Regions from separate parts of the Homo sapiens genome. Here region 1 is linked to region 2. Evidence: chromatin loops called from intact Hi-C (ENCODE). Cell type or tissue: heart left ventricle. All regions are shown on one strand. Each heading gives the region's core, and the rest is flanking DNA. Links, peaks and the distances in the headings are about the cores only.

Region 1 (9,394 bases), core at 919-8,918, 320 kb after region 2:
AAGAGGGGAGGAGGGGAGGGAGGAAGGAGGGGAAGGAGGGAGAAAGGGAGGGAAGAGGGTAGCAGGGAAGGAAGGGAGGGAGGGAGTGAAGAGAGAAGCGGGAAGGGAGGGAAGGAGGAAGGAGTGGCTGGGTCTTTTCCTTTCCTTGGGCTCCCCACATCCTTCTACCTACAATGGGTAGACAGTTACCCTCTAATATGCAGGAATGCACAACAGCCGACTGGAGACACAGCCTGGTCCGTGGGTGGCTTCCCGAGCAGCCAACCACATTTCCCTGGGCTGGACAGGGGGAAGGAAGCCAATCTAACAGTTGGCCTGAAAAACATCCATGCATCATCCTGTTTTCCAGCCTTCACTTTTTCCCCAAAAAAATCAATTTCTGAAAGTCAAAATGATTGATAGCTTTATACCCTGTGCAATCATTCTCCTTATTAAATAACTCAGCATCGATGATTTAAAAAAGGCTTCCAGAGTGGTGGTGGTTACAGGAATCTATACATGTGATAAATTTTCACAGAAAGACACACACATGAGTGATGCATGTAAAAAGTAGTGAAATCTTGAGGTCAGGAGATCGAGACCATCCTGGATAACACGGAAAACCTCATCTCTACTAAAAAAAAAAAAAATACAAAAAAATTAGCAGGGCGTGGTGGCGGGCGCCTATAGTCCCAGCTACTCAGGAGGCTGAGGCAGGAGAATGGCGTGAACCTGGGAGGTGGAGTTTGCAGTGAGCCAAGATCACGCCACGGCGCTCCAGCCTGGGTGACAGAGCGTCTCAAAAAAAAAAAAAAACTACTGAAATCTGAGTAAGCTCTAGGTTAGTTACCAACATCTATTTCCTGGTTGCGTAAGATGCTATCATGCTGGATCAAGAGGACACAGGAACTCTCTGCTATTTTTGCAACCTCTTGTGAGTCAAAAATTATTTCAAAATAAAAAGTTTTAAAAATCCAAAAAAGCCTTTTAAACAGTAAAATAAAATAAAAATAATCACTTTTTAAAAAAGCTCCCAGGAGGAAACACCACAAACCCATCCCTTACCTGAGAACTGGGAATCAGCGCCTTCCACCAGTGCCCGCCCTTGACCAGGTCAACTTCACACAAAGGCACAGAAACTTTCCCAATGACACAGTGGCGGGAGAACTTATCAAAATCCACCACGGTCAGGAGCAGGGTCCTCCTCTGGGCCTCCAGGAAGGGGATCTCGAAGGTGTAGCGCTCCTCAAACACGGGCTTCTGGGTCTTGCGTTTGACCCCGGTCTGCTTTGAGTTCTTCTGGTCTGGCAGGAGACAGATCTTGACGTAGGGGTTGGAGTGCGCCATGTCCTGGCGCGAGCCATCGTGGGAGATGGGAGGTGGCAGGTCCCTGGCCTCGATCACGCGCACGGTGAGGTGGTTGTGCAGCAGGTCGTACTGAGTGCTGAAGTGCAGCATGCCCAGCTGGTACTTGGACAGGATCTCCTCGTCTGTCAGAGAGTCCACATCGTCGCTGTTGGAGTCGAGGGAGTACAGGTGGGGTTCGAACTTCCTGAAATAGTCGTCGGGGTTATAGGTCCGTCTGAGCACCGAAGGTTGGATGGGCTCCTTCTTGGCGCTGAGAACGCCAAACTCGATGGGTTTAATATCGATGAGTGGAGAGCTGGGACGTCTTGACTCAAGACCTGAGAGCCACCAGAAATAACAATGAAGACAGCCACATACGGGGCAGACCTGGGCCACTTTGCAGGTAAGCAGATTCTTGCATTGTTTACTCTGCTTCAGAATGACCTTTGCCATCTTTCTCCACACTCTGAAATACTCACTGATTCTGTGACAGATAGTTTGGTGGCACTATTGACACCTTGCCATCATCACAGCAGCTAAGTGCCAGGCACTGCTCTAATGGACTGTGTACACTACATCATCGCATATGTGCAATCACAATCTTCACATCCCCTTGAATTATTAGATAATTACTATTATCCCCACTTTATAGACGAGGAAACAGAAGCTTTAAGTAACTTTCTGAAGGTCACACACTTGCAAGTGTAGGAGCCAGGGGTCAGGCTGGTCTAGCTGACCCCAGAGTCTGGCTCTAACCATTATCCTACGATGTCTCCACTTTAAGAGAGTGAGCTCTGGGACCAGAGTGCCTGGGTGGAATTCCATCTCAGCCACTTACTCACTACTCGTGTACTCATTACCAGTGAGCCATGTGACTCCGGGCATATTCTTTTGACTCTCTGGGACTCTGTTTTCCCATCAGTAAAATAGAGTCAATAACGGCACCTACCTCAAAGAATGTGGTGAAGATTCACTGAGCCAGGGCATGAAAAGAGCATGGCACAGAATGTGCCCGTAGGCACAGACCAATAAATGGGAACGACTGTACTTCTTCAAGGTTCATATTCAAACCTCACCGCTTACGGGCCGCCTCTCTCCCTTCCATGAACCAGCAGAATGCATTGATCCCAAGTTCATTATTCCAACCTTTGCACATCCCTCTCTTCTAGCAATGAGCTCATGGCATTCTTGCTAATTGCCCAAACAGTTGTCTTTATGAGACATTTGCCAGAGGCATGGGAGGTACTCTGATAGATGTATGCTAAATGGAGATAACCTGTGTTCAGAGCTGGGCATGAGACTTAGAAATTACCTAGGCCCACACTGTCCATAGAAAGATAACGCAAGCCAGAAATGCAAGCCACACATGTAACTTAAAATGTTCTGGCAGCCACGACTTTTAAAATATGCAAATAAAAGGGCAAAATTCATTTAATTTTATTTATTTATTTTGAGACAGAGTCTTGCTCTATCGTCCAGGCTGGAGTGCAGTGGCGGATCTCGGCTCACTGCAACCTCCACCTTCCAGGTGCAAGTGAATCTCATGGCTCAGCCTCTCAAGTAGCTGGGACTACAGTTGTATACCACCACACCTGGCCCATTTTTGCATTTTTAATAGAGATGGAATTTCATCATGTTGGCCAGGATGGTCTTGAACTCCTGGCCTCAAGCTATCTGCCTGCCTCGGCCTCCCAAAGTGCTGGGATTACAGGCGTGAGCCACCGCGCCCAGCCTGCAAAATTAATTTTAATATTTTATTTTATTTAACCCACTATATCCAATGTATACTCATTTCAACATGGAACCAATATAAAAATATTTTAGTGAGATACTTTAAATCCTCTCTCTCTTTTTTTTTTTTTTTTTGAGACAGAGTTTCATTTTTGTTGCCTGAGCTGGAGTGTAGTGGTGCAATCTCGGCTCACTGCAACCTCCACCTCCCGGGTTCAACCGATTCTCCTGCCTCAGCCTCCCAGGTAGCTGGGATTACAGGCATGCGCTACCATGCCCGTCTAATTTTGTATTTTTAGTAGAGATGGGGTTTCACCATGTTAGCCAGGCTGGTCTCGAAGTCCTGACCTCAGGTGATCCTCCCGCCTCGGCCTCCCAAAGTGCTGGGATTACAGGCATGAGCCACCGCGCCCAGACTTTTTTTTTTTTTTTCCTCACTGTCCTGAAAGTCCAGTATGTATTTTGCACTTACAGAACATCAGTAAGATTCAGTCTCACACCATTTACGTGCTCAACAGCTACGTGTGTCTAGTGATTGTTATACCAGACAGCGCAGCTCTAGACCAGCCCTCTCATTTTACAAATGGGAAGACTGAGGCCTAAAGAAATCCAGTGCTCCCTCTGTTTCACTATTTCATGCCCTTGAACTCTTTTTTTTTCTACTTTTTTCTTTTCCCTCTATCCCCAGGAAAGGTTGGACACCAATGATCTCCACCTGAATGGATTTGTTTCATGCATTTGAAGCTTTTCCCTCTGTCTGGTGAATTTCAGACATCGGTTCACACAGAGCAGAGATACTTTTGTGGAGCAGAAGGAGGTTGGGAGCCTCTGGGTGTTTGTCCTCCTTTTTCCTCCTCACCCAAATCATGCTGTTTGGTCAAACACATACGCCACACAACAGAGTGGACAAATTGGGTGGTCAAATTTGATGGCCACACATACATTTTGTTTAGGCTTGAAAGTAAGAATGTTTCACATAAAAAAACCCAGATTGCCAATATCTCTTTACAAAGATCAGACAATACGGAGCCCCCAATCCCATACAGCTACCATTGGCCAGAGCTGAGTAGCAGACACCCTGGCCCCCTTTCAATGGGGCATTTGCTTTTCAATTGACCGAAGTCCCCACCCTGCCCTAGTAACTCTCCAGACAGAGCGGCAGCTGCCATTTGTCACTGCACTCAGGCAATGTTTATCTCTATGCAACCTCTGCACTTGGCCACTGATGCAACCCGCCTAGCTCCCAAAGTCACCAGAATTGACAAACCCTGCTATATAATATAGCCACACTCATCTTTCAGAATCTGAAATGATATACACTGACAATGTTAATCAATTCAGCCAATTCAATCAAACTTAAAATTAATAAAGCAAAAATCAATCAAAATGATTGCTTTTGATTAAACTCAGCAGCAATCAGGTGTGATGCCCTCCTCTGTCACACCGTCATTATCTCTCTCTCGCCCTGTCTCCTGGACTGTCATCCCACTCTGCCGCCCTCCCCCAGCAATAACACTGCCCTTCATGACTCTCCGTGGGAGAGTGTCTGGGAAAGCCAGCCAGGGCCCCCAGAAAGGTAAAGCAGAGATACTTACTCGAAATCCTCCGCGTCAGGCTGTATGTAGACTTGGATGTGTCTGAGGACGAGCGTCTTCCATCCGGGGAATTGGTCCGTGGGGTCAGCGGGACTTCGCTGGCCGTGTGGACAGAGTCACCATCCTTGTCACTGCTCCGGCTGGCCATCCTATAGGAAGGGAAGAGGTCTCAGTAGCTGTCCAGGAATCCCCGGGGACTGGCATCTCTGTCCCTTGGGGGTTAAGACCCACGATGAAACCGCTCTCAGACTCATTTTATGCAACATGGAATAATGCAAATTTGACAGTGTGGTGTCCTTAAACTCTCAACAACGTCTTGCTTTTTGCACAAAATGTGAAATGATATGAAGAAATATTCCCCAATTTAGAACAATCTGTCAAGAACTTGCATAATTTCAAAGCTGGGGTTGGGTGGAGAGCTGTGTAAAGTTAAGCTGTCGCCACGTGGGGGCGCCACTTTGGCTCAGTGAAGCCCGAGACCTGTCAATCTCCAGCCTGGAGTGAACCGTCTGGTTGTTTTATAGGCATCCGAACTTCTGCTTTTGGTTACAAGTGTCCTGGTATTTCAACAGTCACTGTGTCTATAATTTAAGATCTTTTAAAAATATCCTATAACAATGTCACTCAAGGGTTCTTTGCGCGGCAGAAATGGCCCTGAAAATCAACAATTTCTGAACAGAAGTTTGATGTAAAGAAATAGCTATAAATTAGCAGCAGCCGTGACTCAATGTGCTCCCAATAAAGAACTGCTGAGAAATTGGGAAGGAGGATGTAGGGGTGGATGGAGAAGGAAGACGATACAGGGTAGTCATTGAGAGAACCGCTGGGGCTGAACCCTGGCTGGGTGCTGGGGCAAGTCCCTTTCCCCTCCCGTACCTCCATTTCCCCATCTGTAAAGTGGAAATATTGACAGTACCCACATTATACGGTGGTTGTAAACACTGAATGAGTTAACACATATAAAATGCGTAGAGGCCGAGCATGGTGGCTCACACATATAATCCCAGCATTTTGGGAGGCCAAGGCAGGAGGATCCCTTGAGGCCAGGAGTTTGAGACCAGCCTGGGCAACACAGCAGGACCCATCTCTACTGAAAGTTGGCTGGGCATGGTGGCCCACAGCTGTAAACTTTGTGAAGAATGTAAACTTTGGGAAGCTAAGGCAGGAGGATCACTTGAGCTCGAAAGTTTGAGATCAGCCTGGGCAACATGGCAGAACTCTGTTTCTACAAAAAAATTTTTTAAATTAGCTGGGCATGGTGGTCTGTGTTTGTAGTCATAGTTACTTGGGAGGCTAAGGCGGGAGGACTGCTTGAGCCCAGGAGTTTGAGGCTGCAGTGGGCTATGATTGTGCCACTGTACTCCAGCCTGGGTGACACAGCAAGAGACCCTGTCTCAAAAATAAATAAAATGCTTAGAACAGTGCTTGGTTGCGTAGTAAACAGCTGCTCAATACATCTTGAAACATTTTTTATTGATTGATCGATCAATTCATTGTTTTTTTTTTTAAGAAACAGGGTCTCACTATGTTGCCCAGGCTGGACTCGAACTCCTGGGCTCAAAGTGATCCTCCCGCCCTCAGCCTCTTGAGTAGCTGGGACTATAGATGCATGCCTCCATGCCCAGCTTAGTTGATATTATTACAACTGGGGTGGCTTTAAGATCCCCCCCAATACTCATAAAGCTAGGTAAGGATGCTGGAGGGATGGGAAAGGAGGTAGAAAAACAGCTGGTGACGTCGTTTTGAGACTGATGCTGCTAATAACATGCCCCTAAGCCATAATGGCTGTAGATTTATGCCTTCCGAGGCTGCATACCCCCCAACTTGACATTAAAGCCTATGGGAAAACTCGTCTTGAAAAATGCAAGTTTTGAATGCTGTGAGGTCTTCAGACGCATCCTGTGCATGAGATGAGACTGATCTGATGTTCTTCAAAAGTGTTATCAGGAGCTAGGCATGGTGGCTCATGCCTGTAATCCCAGGACTTTGGGAGGCTGAGGTGGGTGGATCACTTGAGGTCAGGGGTTCGAGACCAACCCGGCCGACATGGCGAAACCCCATCTCTATTAAAAGTACAAAAATTAACCTGACGTGGTGGCATGCACTTGCAGTCCCAGCTACTTGGGAGGCTGAGGCATGAGAATCACTTGAAACTGGGCGGGCACGGTGGCTCACGTCTGTAATCCCAGCATTTTGGGAGGCTGAGGCGGGTGGATCACGAGGTCAGGACATCGAGACCATCCTAGCTAACACGGTGAAACCCCATCTCTACTAAAAAAAATACAAAAAATTAGCCGGGCGTGGTGGCGGACGCCTGTAGTCCCAGCTACTCGGGAGGCTGAGGCAAGAGAATGGCATGAACCCGGGAGGCAGAGCTTGCAGTGAGCGAGATTGCACCACTGCACTCCAGCCTGGGCGACAGAGCTAGACTCCGTCTCAAAAAAAAAAAAAGGAGAATCACTTGAACCTTACCCAGTCTTGGGTATCCCTTTATCACAACAGAAAACAAACTAATACAGGTTGGGAGAAGGATGAATAACTAATTTGCACCACTGTTAAAAGGCAGAACCCCAGCTAAGCCAGTAATGCTAAACTCTAAATGGCACACACTCCCAATCGCCAAGTGGGGCATCTCTGAGAGGGCTGTAAGAGCTCTGCACATTGTAGGCATTCAATATGTGCTTGTTCGACAAACAATCAACCAACTTGACTTTAATTCACTCTTCAATGAGGGTCTTTCTGGCATTGCTTCAAAAAGCACCAGTCAGATTGTGCAGTTTTCCTAATCTTCACCAGCCCAGCCCAGCCAAGAAAAGTTGGGGGCCCACAGGACATGAGCATATGTGACAATTAATGTATCCCCAAGATCACACGCAGAGCACACACAAAGGGCCAGCTCATCTGCCACATGCCAGTCCACAGAGGCAAGTCCCATGGTTCTTGGCTCAAATGTCGCAGTAGGAACAGCACTGCAAAGCCCATACACTTGACATTTCTACTTCCTGTCTGTTTGATAACATGCAGCTGCCCACTTGGTAAATAAATCTGGGGAAAACACAAAGCTGTAAATTTACTTTCTGAATGATTTAGCCATCTTCCCTTTACAGATTTCTCTTACCGTTTTGCATTATGCTGAGTGTCAAAACTGTATTAAGCACTGCCCAGTGTTCAGAAGAGACCTCATTCATCCTGGGAAGCACAAAGGTCACGCACAGCTGTTCAGTCTGTAGACTGCACAACCCTAGGTGGTGCCATTCATAATGGCCACCATGTGAATGGCGCCACCTGGAATTTTGTGGTGTATTGGCCCTGCTGGGAAAGTTCCAGTCCACTTCTCTACTAGTGGCAAAACCAAAAGAAGTATCTTCCCAGAGGGTCCCAGCCCCCTTGCCCCTGCTTACACAAAGGGTTAGCAGCAGTCAAGGCAAAACGCAACTGTCCTCCAGCTCAACATGAGAACCTAGGCTGTGCATCTGTAACACTCAACATTTGGATATCTAGGGGGCAAACAGGTACCTGGCTGTGATACTCAACACCTGTGAGGGGTCTCCGCTGGTATCGAAGAAAATCCAGATTCCTTACTCTGGCATTCAAGACCCAACTCAGCCTAAGCTTGCAGGCTCCCCCAGCTCTTCCTAGATGTAGTTGTGGCCTGAATCCTACAGGTGTGTGTGGAGTTGAGATTTTTGGTGAAAGCAACTCATTAATCAAGCGATAATTCACAGCCGGTTGCCGCGGCTCTCACCTGTAATCCCAGTGCTTTGGGAGGCTGAGGTGGGAGGACTGCTTGAGGTCAGGAGTTTAAGACCAGCCTGGGCAACACAATGAGACGCCTATCTCTACAAGGGGTGATGTCTGCCCACCTCTCTAGTCAATTTCCTCCCCTCTAGTCACAATACCCCAATTGTCTATTACAGGGGTCTGCAAACTACAAAGCCAAATTCACTGCCTGATTTTGTAAATGAAGTGTTAATGAAACACAGACGTGCCCGTTCATTTACTGTCTACAGCTGCTTCTGCATAACAATGGTAGAAATAAGTAGCTGCAACAGAGACCATATGGCCCATGAGGCTAATATATTTATTATTTGGTCCTTTAAAAGTTTGCCAACCCCTGGTCTAATAGTTCAGTTCCTGTGTTTCTGGTGGAAATGACCATCTCCCTGGTTTCCTGGGTGGGCAGGTAACTGGCATGATTCTAGCACCATTTCCTCCAAGTGAAAGTGATTGGTACATAACCCGAGCCAGGCTAATAAGAGTCTTTCCTGGTTTTGTTTTGTTTGTTTGTTCGTTTTTTATGCAACCGCAACAGAATGCAAGTCTAGTGCTGCCACATGGAGAAAACAAGCTTAACAATGAGGCCAATACAGAAGAAACAGAGAAAGAAAGAGAGAGAGAGAAAGGCTCTGATGACATGATTTCTGCTCCTGGATCCAGCTATGCCTGAAGCCATCATTCCTGATTCTTTCATAACAAGGTCTTATGCAGGACTGTCATATATGGAATGCAGGGTGTAAATGCACAACTCTAGGGGGCAACCTGACTTACATACCTGCCTTACCTCCTACGTGAGACTGAAAATTCCCTGAGCATGGTCACAGGACCCTATCTAGCCCTGTGTATACCACAGCGCCTGGCACACTGTACTTAAGAAATAACTACAAAAGGAACTGAGATTAACTTTTCAACTGATGATTGGCACTTTCAGGATGCAAGTTCTGCCTGCAGGATAGTCTGTCAGT
Region 2 (9,394 bases), core at 721-8,720:
GGTATAAGGCAAGGAAAATTTTGCCTCTGGCCTCATCTGACCTACGGCTTACCACACTTTTCAAAAGTATTCCAAAAGGGGTGAGGCCCTCAGAGGGAGTAAAGCAGCAGTACTCCACCTTCTTCCTTGTTTGCTGCTGGTGTGAGTTTAAAATGCATCCCAGTGGATAATAGACTCTACCAATACTTTCAGTACCTCCATTTCTAGTAAACTTCTGTTTTATTCCATAGGGTTGTACTTAATATGTGATAGTTATTGGCTGGGGCTATCTATCACATTTTAATCAATTTTAAATATATGAATCTCTTTATTTTACAGGCTACTGAGGCTCTAAAGAAAATGTATATGGAATTTCCTCAACTGTATAATAATAGTGTGGTCTGTTCTTTCTTGCCAGAAGTTATCTACAAGGTAACATTCGGGATTTTTCTTGTACATATTAGGTGAGCTGGTGTAGATAATTGCAATGGGCTGCGTAAGCACAGGATAGATGCCTATTAAATTGAACTGCATCAGGGTCACAGTTGAGAAGCTCCTCTTTTAAATTAACCAGAGAAATTCCAGAAGGGGAATGTACTCATACCCCTTACAGAATGCCATTATTCCTCTTTTGCCCCTTCTTTTATGTTGTTTATAGGCTCACTCAGATTACTGTAGTAAAATTCTCACAACAGAAAAGAATTATGTAGCCCCTACTTCTCACCAACTAACAGCAGAACATACCTTCATAAAATAAATTCTTAATTATGGAGAATCTAAAACATGCATAAAATAAAGTAGTAGTGTACCCCCCCTTTAACTGTGATCCAGCTCATTTCACCCATAACCCCATTGATCCTCCCCAGTGTTATTTTGAAGCAAATCTTATTCCATCCATAAAATTGCATTAAGAATCTTTAAAAAGTGATGCCATTTTATTTATTTATTTATTTATTTATTTATTTATTTATTTATTTTAAAAGACGGGTTCTCCCTCAGTTTCCCAGGCTGGAGTGCAGTGGTGTGATCACAGCTCACTGCACTCTTGACCTTCCAGGCTCAAATGATCCTCCTGCCTCAGCCTTCCAAGTAGCTGGGACCACAGGCGCACGTCACCACGCCCAGCTAATTTTTTATTTTTATTTTTTGTAGAGACAGGGTCTCCCTGTATTACCCAGGCAGTTCTCCAACTCCTAAGCTCAAGCAATCCTTCCACCTCAGCCTCTCAAAGTGCTGGGATTACAGGCATGAGCCACAGTAACCAGCCTAGTGATGCCTTTTTAAAAACATAGCCACAATGCCATTGTCCCATCTAAAAATTATTAACAATAAATTATTCATATCATCAAATATCCAGTGTATAAATTTTGACTTGTCTCGGAAATGTCATAAATGGTTGTTTTTCATAAATTGCTCATTCGAATAGGACCCAAGTAAGATCGGCGTGTTACAATCGTAAATCTTTTTTTGTTTGTTTTTGAGACGGAGTCTTGCTCTGTCGCCCAGTGGTATGATCTCGGCTCATCGCAACCTCTGCCTCCCGGGTTCAAGCAATTCTCTTGCCTCAGCCTCCTGAGTAGCTGGGATTACAAGCACACACCACCATGCCTGGCTAATTTTTTTTGTATTTTAGTAGAGACGGGGTTTTGCCATGTTGGCCAGGCTGGTCTCGAGCTCCTGACCTCAGGTGATCTGCCTGCCTCGGCCTCCCAAAATGATTACAGGTGTGAGCCACTATGCCCTGCCGGCAACTGTAAATCTTAAAACTTGCAGGTTCTGTCTCTCTCTCTCTCTGTTTTTTTTGTTTGTTTGTTTTGGGGGGGGTCCTTGTTTTGTATTTACTGAAGAAACCGGATTATTGTTTTGTAGAGTTTACCCAAGTCCAAATTTTGCTGATTATGCCATGATATGGCTTAATATTTTTTTCTCTTTATTTTCTATAAACTGGTAGCGAGAGCTGGAAGCTTGCCTTGATGAGGTTAGGGTTGGTTATTCTTGGCAAGATAACTCTAGAGATGAGGGTGTTTTTCCGTCAGGAGGCACTTGACATCTGGTTGACTCCTGTTGTTTTTGGCTGCTATTGATGCTCATTGGCCAGATCTGTCCATTTTCTAGGGAGCTACAAAATGCTGATATTTTAATTCTATTACTTCTTGCATTAGCTGAAATAGATCTTTAAAAAGAAACTTTTCCTCCTCTACTATTTAGTTACCAAATAGGCAGAATAAATGCTTTATCTTTCCTTTTATTTACCAGTTTCCAGAATAACAAGCTGGTTCCGTAGCATTCTTTACCAGTGACCAACAGAGCATACATTGAAAATTTTTACAGTGAGGATAGAGCCTATCAATAGAAGCTGTCATGGAGTTGAATAGGGTCATGGGGCTTGCAGACATTTGGAACAGTGTTTCCCAAACTTCCTTGACCACAGAGTCCTTTAAAACGTATAAGACATTCCCCCAGAGGAGCACAAGAGCAGAGACTAAAGGAACTCCATCCACATCTCTCCATTTCTCTGTTGTCCTCTCCCATTCTCTCGTCACAATCCCTTCTCTCCCTTCCCACCTCACTTCCCCATCCCCCTCCTCACCCCTACAACTCTTCAGCCATTTGCTCTGGAAAGGGTCAAAACTAAACAGCCCATCTTGAACTGACCTTGGTTCCCTCCTCATTGAGTTCTAATTAATTATCTCTGGCCAGGATTTAAGTCAATAGCCAATTAAAAGTTTATTCTCATGACATTATTAAAATTTGATCCTGAAGTTTTAATTTTTCCATTTTAAAGATAGGATTGCAGTTTTTAAGGACTGGGAAAAAAAAGTTCTCATATGTGCTGCATATTAGTGCTTTACATTCTTCACATTATTTTCTCAAAGGGTTTATGATTGAGAACTTATTTAGTAGATACCGGGGCAGGGTACCAACCATGACCACCTCATCTGATTGAGCACATTGGCTAAATCTAAACTAATAAGTATTCAACTTTACATATGATCATTATTTTACTTCCCCAAATTCCTTTGCAGATGAGACAAACAGATCGGGATGTAATAACAGCATTAACTCACAGACCTTGGAGCCTAAGCCATACAGGAGATGGGAAACCACGCTATGATACTTTCTGGAAACATTTTATATTTGTTATGATGGACATTTTGCTCGATTGGAGCATGCATAATATCTTGTGGTACCTGTGTGGAATTTCAGCTTTCCTCATGCAAAAGGATTTTGTATCCCCGTAAGTTGGAAGGTTTTTTATTTTACCCAGACAGACATCCTGAATGCTCTTATTTGAAAGGAAGGATTAACAGAGTAGACAACCTGAATTGGTTCTGACCTGCAAAGCTTACCATACCTCTAAATTGGATTACCAATTTCGCTTCTTAGGTGGGAAGAGTTCAGGCATATTTCACTGTTTTCAGACCGAGTCGATCACATATTTTCGGTTTTTTAGTGTATTTTGAAGAAAAAAAATGAACCTGTGACACTATGCTGAGCAAGGGATTTTATTTCTGTGACTGGTTTTTTTGAAAGCCAACACAGGATCCTGGGCAGAACCACAGTGAAGACATCCTGTGGGCACCAGCCTCCCCACTACCGTCTTATGTTATAGGCACTCCCCCACCTCTCCCCATAAAATTTCCATTTCCTAACCTGCTAGCGATCTCGGAATCATTTCTTTGGCAATTCTGTATCTGTATATTTCAGCTAATTAGAGTTGTAGGTCTAGTATTATTTCAGACATACATGATTCAGTTCAATAAATATTTGGTAAGTGCCTATACTATTGCAAGGTTCCATGTTGAGAAGCTGAAGATGCAGTGGGTAAAGAATCAAAGCCATGATCTCTGCCCTCGTGACGTTTATAGCCAAGTGGGAGAGTGAGAGATGCTAATCAAATAAAAATCCAATCAATATAAAGTTAAAACTAAGATACAGGCTATGTCAGAGAAAACTGTGCATGGGCTATAATCTAATCTGGTCTGGGTTGTCAGAAACAGCATCCCCAAGGAAGTGACAGTTAAGCTAAGATCTGAAGGGTGAGTGGGAATTGGGAGGAATCCAGATCAGAGAGAAAAATACATGTAATGTGCTCTGGCAGGAAGGAACATGGTTCTTTCCAGGAAGTGAAAGAAAATTAATATTCTTTCAATTAATTTAAAATTAATCAGCACAGAAAAGAAAGGGGGAATGTGGTGTGAGATGAAGCCAAGGAGACAGGTCGGGGCCAGGTCAGGCACACCTTCAGTGGCTGTGCCAAGGACATTTGGGGGTGGCGATCATTAGTGAGCTACTGAAATGTTTTAAGCTGGGACAGTGTAGAGGAGGTTCATGGCATCCTGGGTTTTGGAACAGTCCCTCTGATCACAGTGCAGAGGCCAGTTAGGAGGCATTCTCTGGGCACCATTGGTATGCAGTGAACACCATACTTAGTGGCCATTATGGATTCCTGAGACAGCTGCTTATTATTCTAACAGGATTGGCTTTCCTCTTTCCCCAGGGCCTACTTGAAGAAGTGGTCAGCTAAAGGAATCCAGGTTGTTGGTTGGACTGTTAATACCTTTGATGAAAAGAGTTACTACGAATCCCATCTTGGTTCCAGCTATATCACTGACAGCATGGTAGAAGACTGCGAACCTCACTTCTAGACTTTCACGGTGGGACGAAACGGGTTCAGAAACTGCCAGGGGCCTCATACAGGGATATCAAAATACCCTTTGTGCTAGCCCAGGCCCTGGGGAATCAGGTGACTCACACAAATGCAATAGTTGGTCACTGCATTTTTACCTGAACCAAAGCTAAACCCGGTGTTGCCACCATGCACCATGGCATGCCAGAGTTCAACACTGTTGCTCTTGAAAATCTGGGTCTGAAAAAACGCACAAGAGCCCCTGCCCTGCCCTAGCTGAGGCACACAGGGAGACCCAGTGAGGATAAGCACAGATTGAATTGTACAGTTTGCAGATGCAGATGTAAATGCATGGGACATGCATGATAACTCAGAGTTGACATTTTAAAACTTGCCACACTTATTTCAAATATTTGTACTCAGCTATGTTAACATGTACTGTAGACATCAAACTTGTGGCCATACTAATAAAATTATTAAAAGGAGCACTAAAGGAAAACTGTGTGCCAAGCATCATATCCTAAGGCATACGGAATTTGGGGAAGCCACCATGCAATCCAGTGAGGCTTCAGTGTACAGCAACCAAAATGGTAGGGAGGTCTTGAAGCCAATGAGGGATTTATAGCATCTTGAATAGAGAGCTGCAAACCACCAGGGGGCAGAGTTGCATTTTTCCAGGCTTTTTAGGAAGCTCTGCAACAGATGTGATCTGATCATAGGCAATTAGAACTGGAAGAAACTTCCAAAAATATCTAGGTTTGTCCTCATTTTACAAATGAGGAAACTAAACTCTGTGGAAGGGAAGGGGTTGCCTCAAAAGTCACAGCTTAGCTGGGCACAGTGGCTCATGCCGATAATCCCAGCAATTCAGAAAGCTGAGGCAGGAGGATTACTTGAGGCCAGACTGGGCAATATAGCAAGACCCCATCTCTAAAAAATTAGGCATGGTGGTGCATGCCTGTATTCCCAGCTACTCAGGAGGTTGAGGTGGGAGGATCACTTGAGCCCAGAAGTTCAAGGCTGCAATGAGCCATGATTACACCACGGCACTACAACCTTGGTGGCACAGTGAGAACCTGACTCTTAAAAAAAAAAAAAAAAAAAAAAAAAAAAAGATAACTAGAACTTCTAGAACATCTTGTTTACAGTTAGCCAGAAACTATACAAGTGGTTTAACATGCATTATCTTACTCAATCCATACAAAAGTCTTATGGAGGTGTTAGCACTCTTTCTACTGATGAAGAACTGAGGTACTTCATAAAACCACTTACCCAAGGTGTCTTGAGTCTGGTACAACTGGCATTCAAATCTAGGTCAGTCTGCCCCCAGAGCCACTACCCTTACCCCTCACTGAATCTGCCTTTATATTGTTGAGCCCATGACCCCAAACTGCTCTTTCCAATTTGAACTTCCAGGGATTTTATTGTGAACTTACATAGCAACATTAAAATGAAGTTGAATTGTTTTTAATGGCAACGCCGTCTGTCTCCTCTAGCTTACCGCTTCTCACCTTTCAACCCCATCTGTGGCCTTTGTCCAGGCCCACAGCTTAGCCATGGCTTCCCTCCTGCATCCCTGCCGTGGGTTGCTGGCCTCACACTTGCAGCAGCTGGACAGTGATTTTAGAAGGCCACCAGTCCCCATAGCTATGTGACAATGAGAAGCAAACTTTTTTGTGACAGATTGTATTGGCATAGGCATGATAGATGGGGATTGGTACGTTTTGAATCAGCATTTGCAAAAAAATTGTCTTGAATTTTAAAATAAACAACAAAGATTTGTTCATTGAGTGCAACAAATGTCTAAACTGCATGTACTTCCGTGCCATGTTATGACTAGAGTGAAAGGAGGAGGAAAAAGTGACCAAAGAAGATACATCAGGCCAGGCGTGATGGCTCATACCTGTAATCCCAGCACTTTGGGAGCTGAGGTGGGTGGATCACTTGAGGCCAGGAGTTTGAGACCAGCCTGGCCATGATGGGGAAACCCCATCTCTACTAAAAATACAAACATTAGTTGGGCATGGTGGCACATGCCTGTAATCCCAGCTATTCAGGAGGCTGAAGCAAGGAGAATTGCTTGAACCCAGGAGTCAGAGGTTGCAGTGAGCCAAGATTGTACCACTGCACTCCAGCCTAGGCCAGAGAGCAAGACTCTGTCTCAAAAAAAAAAAAAAAAAAAAAAAAAAGATACCTCTGTTCAACACTAGCTGTTCAACAGGCTGTTCAACACTAGCCTGGGCAACATAGTGAGACCCCATCTCTACAAAAAATTTACAAATAGGGGCTGAGATGGGAGGATCACTGGAGCCTAGCAGGTTGAGGCTGCAGTGAGCTAGGATCGTGCCACTGCACTACAGCCTAGGGGACAGAGTTTGACTCCAATCTTTAAAAATTTCATAATAATAATAATATCCCTTTGTGTTGTGGGAAGATCTCTGGAGAGCCATGAGATCTCTGTCTCTTGATCTTTATCCCAAATCCATTTTACCTTTGATTCAGCCAGGCCAAATTAAGGATTTAGGTCCTATGCTAAGATGGTCAGGGCCTCAAAAGGTGGAGAATTTGAATGATGAAATAAGGTATTAATAACTACTATTAAGCACTTCCTTGGAAGGCTTAGTATAGGGTTAATAACAGGATTTGGAATCAGAGAAAGCCAAGTCTGCCTTCCTATTCAGCAACTTACCAGCTATATGACCTTGGGTAAGTTACTGAATTTATCTGTAAAATAGGGGTAGTATTCTTGCGGTGGTAGTGATTAAATGAAAGAGTGCATGTAAAATCCTTGCTAATTAACATTTATTGACTGCCTACCATGTCCTAGACTGTTTAAAATGCTTTCCATGTACAGTAGTTTCTTTATTTTTTGAGACAGTCTCACTCTGTCACCCAGGCTGAAGCGCAGTGGTGCGATTTCAGCTCACTGCAACCTCTGCCTCCTGGGTCCAAGCAATTCTCCTGCCTCAGCCTCCTGAGTAGCTGGGATTACAGGCGCTTGCCACCACGCCCGGCTAATTTTTGTATTTTTAGTAGAGATAAGGTCTTACCATGTTGGCTGGGCTGGTCTCGAACTCCTGACCTCAGGTGATCCGCCCACCTCAGCCTCCCAAAGTGCGGGGATTACAGGCATGAGCCACTATCCACTGCATGTACACCTCCAGGAGAAGCAGGGCTGCACTGAAGTGGAGACAAGGGATGGAGGTGAAGGGAGAAGCATTCTAGATGGAAGCACTTAGCATCTGGTGAATGAGCAGAAGTGATGCTTTCAGAGAGAGTTCAGATTTCATTGTAGAAGCCCAAGCAGCAGCCGGGCATGGTGGCTCACGCCTGTAATCCCAACACTTTGGGAGGCTGAAGCGAGCGGATCATCTGAGGTCAGGAGTTCAACACCAGCCCAGCCAACATGGTGAAACCCCGTCTCTACTAAAAATACAAAAATTAGCCGGACCTGGTGGCACGCTCCCGTAATCGCAGCTACTCGGGAGGCTGAGGCAGGAGAATCACTTGAACCCAGGAGGGGGAGGTTGCAGTGAGCTGAGATTGTACCACTGCACTCCAGCCTGGGAGACAGAGGGAGGCTCCAACTCCATCTCAAAAAAAAGCAAAGAAAAAAGCACAAACAGCACTAAGATGACCCCAAGGGGAATAAAATCACTTCCAACATCACTTCCATGGGTTGCCTGCACTGACCCCACAGACAAGTCTCCCTTAGTCCCTGTGCTTCTTCAGAGCATCTACTACAACTGTAATTAATTATTGCTTAAGAATTAAATTCATGTCTAAACCTGCTAGACAGGCAGCACCATGAATTGTTCACCATCTTGCTCACCACTATTTGGTCCATATTTGTTGAATGAATGGATGGATGAACACTACATACAACTGTTACCAAAGATGACACCAAAAGAAATTAATTCCTCCGATGAAGTGAATTAATGAAAAAAATAAGTGAATGAAAAAGTGCGTGGTCAAGTGCAGTGGCGTGTGCCTGTAGTCCCAGCTACTTGGCAGGCTGAAGTGGGAGGACTGCTTGACCTAGGAGTTTGAGTCAAAGCTGGCAACACAGCCCAGCCTTATCTCTTAAAAATAAAAAAAAAAGGGAATAAATGACAGCACTGGTTGGGTGCTTGTGTTTCGAATGTATCTTAACTGCTTTCTAAATTCAGTTCCAATTAGGTTTTATGCGAGTGATTACTTAAGAGGAGGCTCCTCTCTCCTGAGTAACTGCACCTTTCTGCTGGACCTTTCAGTGTTAAGAACAGCCACGTGGCTTGTGAATCATTTGGCAAACCTGCAAAAACATTATACACACACGTATTCATTACATATGTGCACACACACACACATTCCACACATCACCACCAGTTTCATATTTGGTTTGAATAAGACTTTTAATTTACTTTATTTATTTATTTATTTATTTTTTTGAGGCAGAGTCTCACTGTTGCCCAGGCTGGAATGCAGTGGTACAATCTCGCCTCACTGCAACCTCTGCCTCCCAGGTTCAAGCAATTCTCCTGCCTCAGCCTCCCGAGTAGCTGGGATTATAGGCATGTACCACCACGCCCAGCTAGTTTTTTTATTTTTAGTAGAGACGGGGTTTCACCATGTTGGCCAGGCTGGTCTTGAACTCCTGACATTAAGTGATCCGCTTGCCTCAGCCTCCCAAAGTGCCGGGATTACAGGCATAAGCCATCGCACCCAGCTAATTTCTTTTCTTTTCTTTTTTCTTATTCAGTCTCCGTAGAGACTGTCAAAAATTGCCAGCGCTGATTATATTTC

Evidence for each region. Hi-C counts contacts between places; a loop is a spot of excess contacts. Peaks named below come from ENCODE experiments on the same cell type or tissue, not always from the same donor. Only the 100,000 strongest peaks of a DNase experiment are listed, where the experiment ranks them.
Region 1: a loop joins it to region 2, with 3.0 times the contacts of the local background. A loop is called at or near these places in 20 of 110 quality-filtered maps.

Annotation. Positions count from the first base shown.
Region 1 is chr16:19,175,798-19,185,191 of GRCh38, reverse strand. SYT17 (synaptotagmin 17) reads right to left here. Exons shown (of 8, transcript NM_016524.4): 4 at 4,653-4,801; 5 at 1,045-1,664. LOC124903658 (a long non-coding RNA gene) reads left to right here and starts at 1,132. Exons shown (of 2, transcript XR_007065012.1): 1 at 1,132-1,729; 2 at 3,746-4,444. RefSeq lists an enhancer at 1-546. In heart left ventricle, for the core only: a CTCF peak has its summit at 5,090 (motif pointing right); DNase peaks (open chromatin) are centred at 4,793 and 5,101; H3K27me3 peaks cover 812 bases.
Region 2 is chr16:19,498,704-19,508,097 of GRCh38, reverse strand. GDE1 (glycerophosphodiester phosphodiesterase 1) reads left to right here. Exons shown (of 6, transcript NM_016641.4): 4 at 319-411; 5 at 3,006-3,217; 6 at 4,481-6,405. The coding sequence ends at 4,628. It overlaps TMC5 (transmembrane channel like 5), which reads right to left. Exons shown (of 22, transcript NM_001261841.2): 22 at 8,985-9,394. It also overlaps the pseudogene RNU4-46P. Among named protein-coding and RNA genes, the nearest start is that of TMC5-AS1, 16 kb to the right of the region's middle. In heart left ventricle, for the core only: a CTCF peak has its summit at 5,250 (motif pointing right); a DNase peak (open chromatin) is centred at 5,267.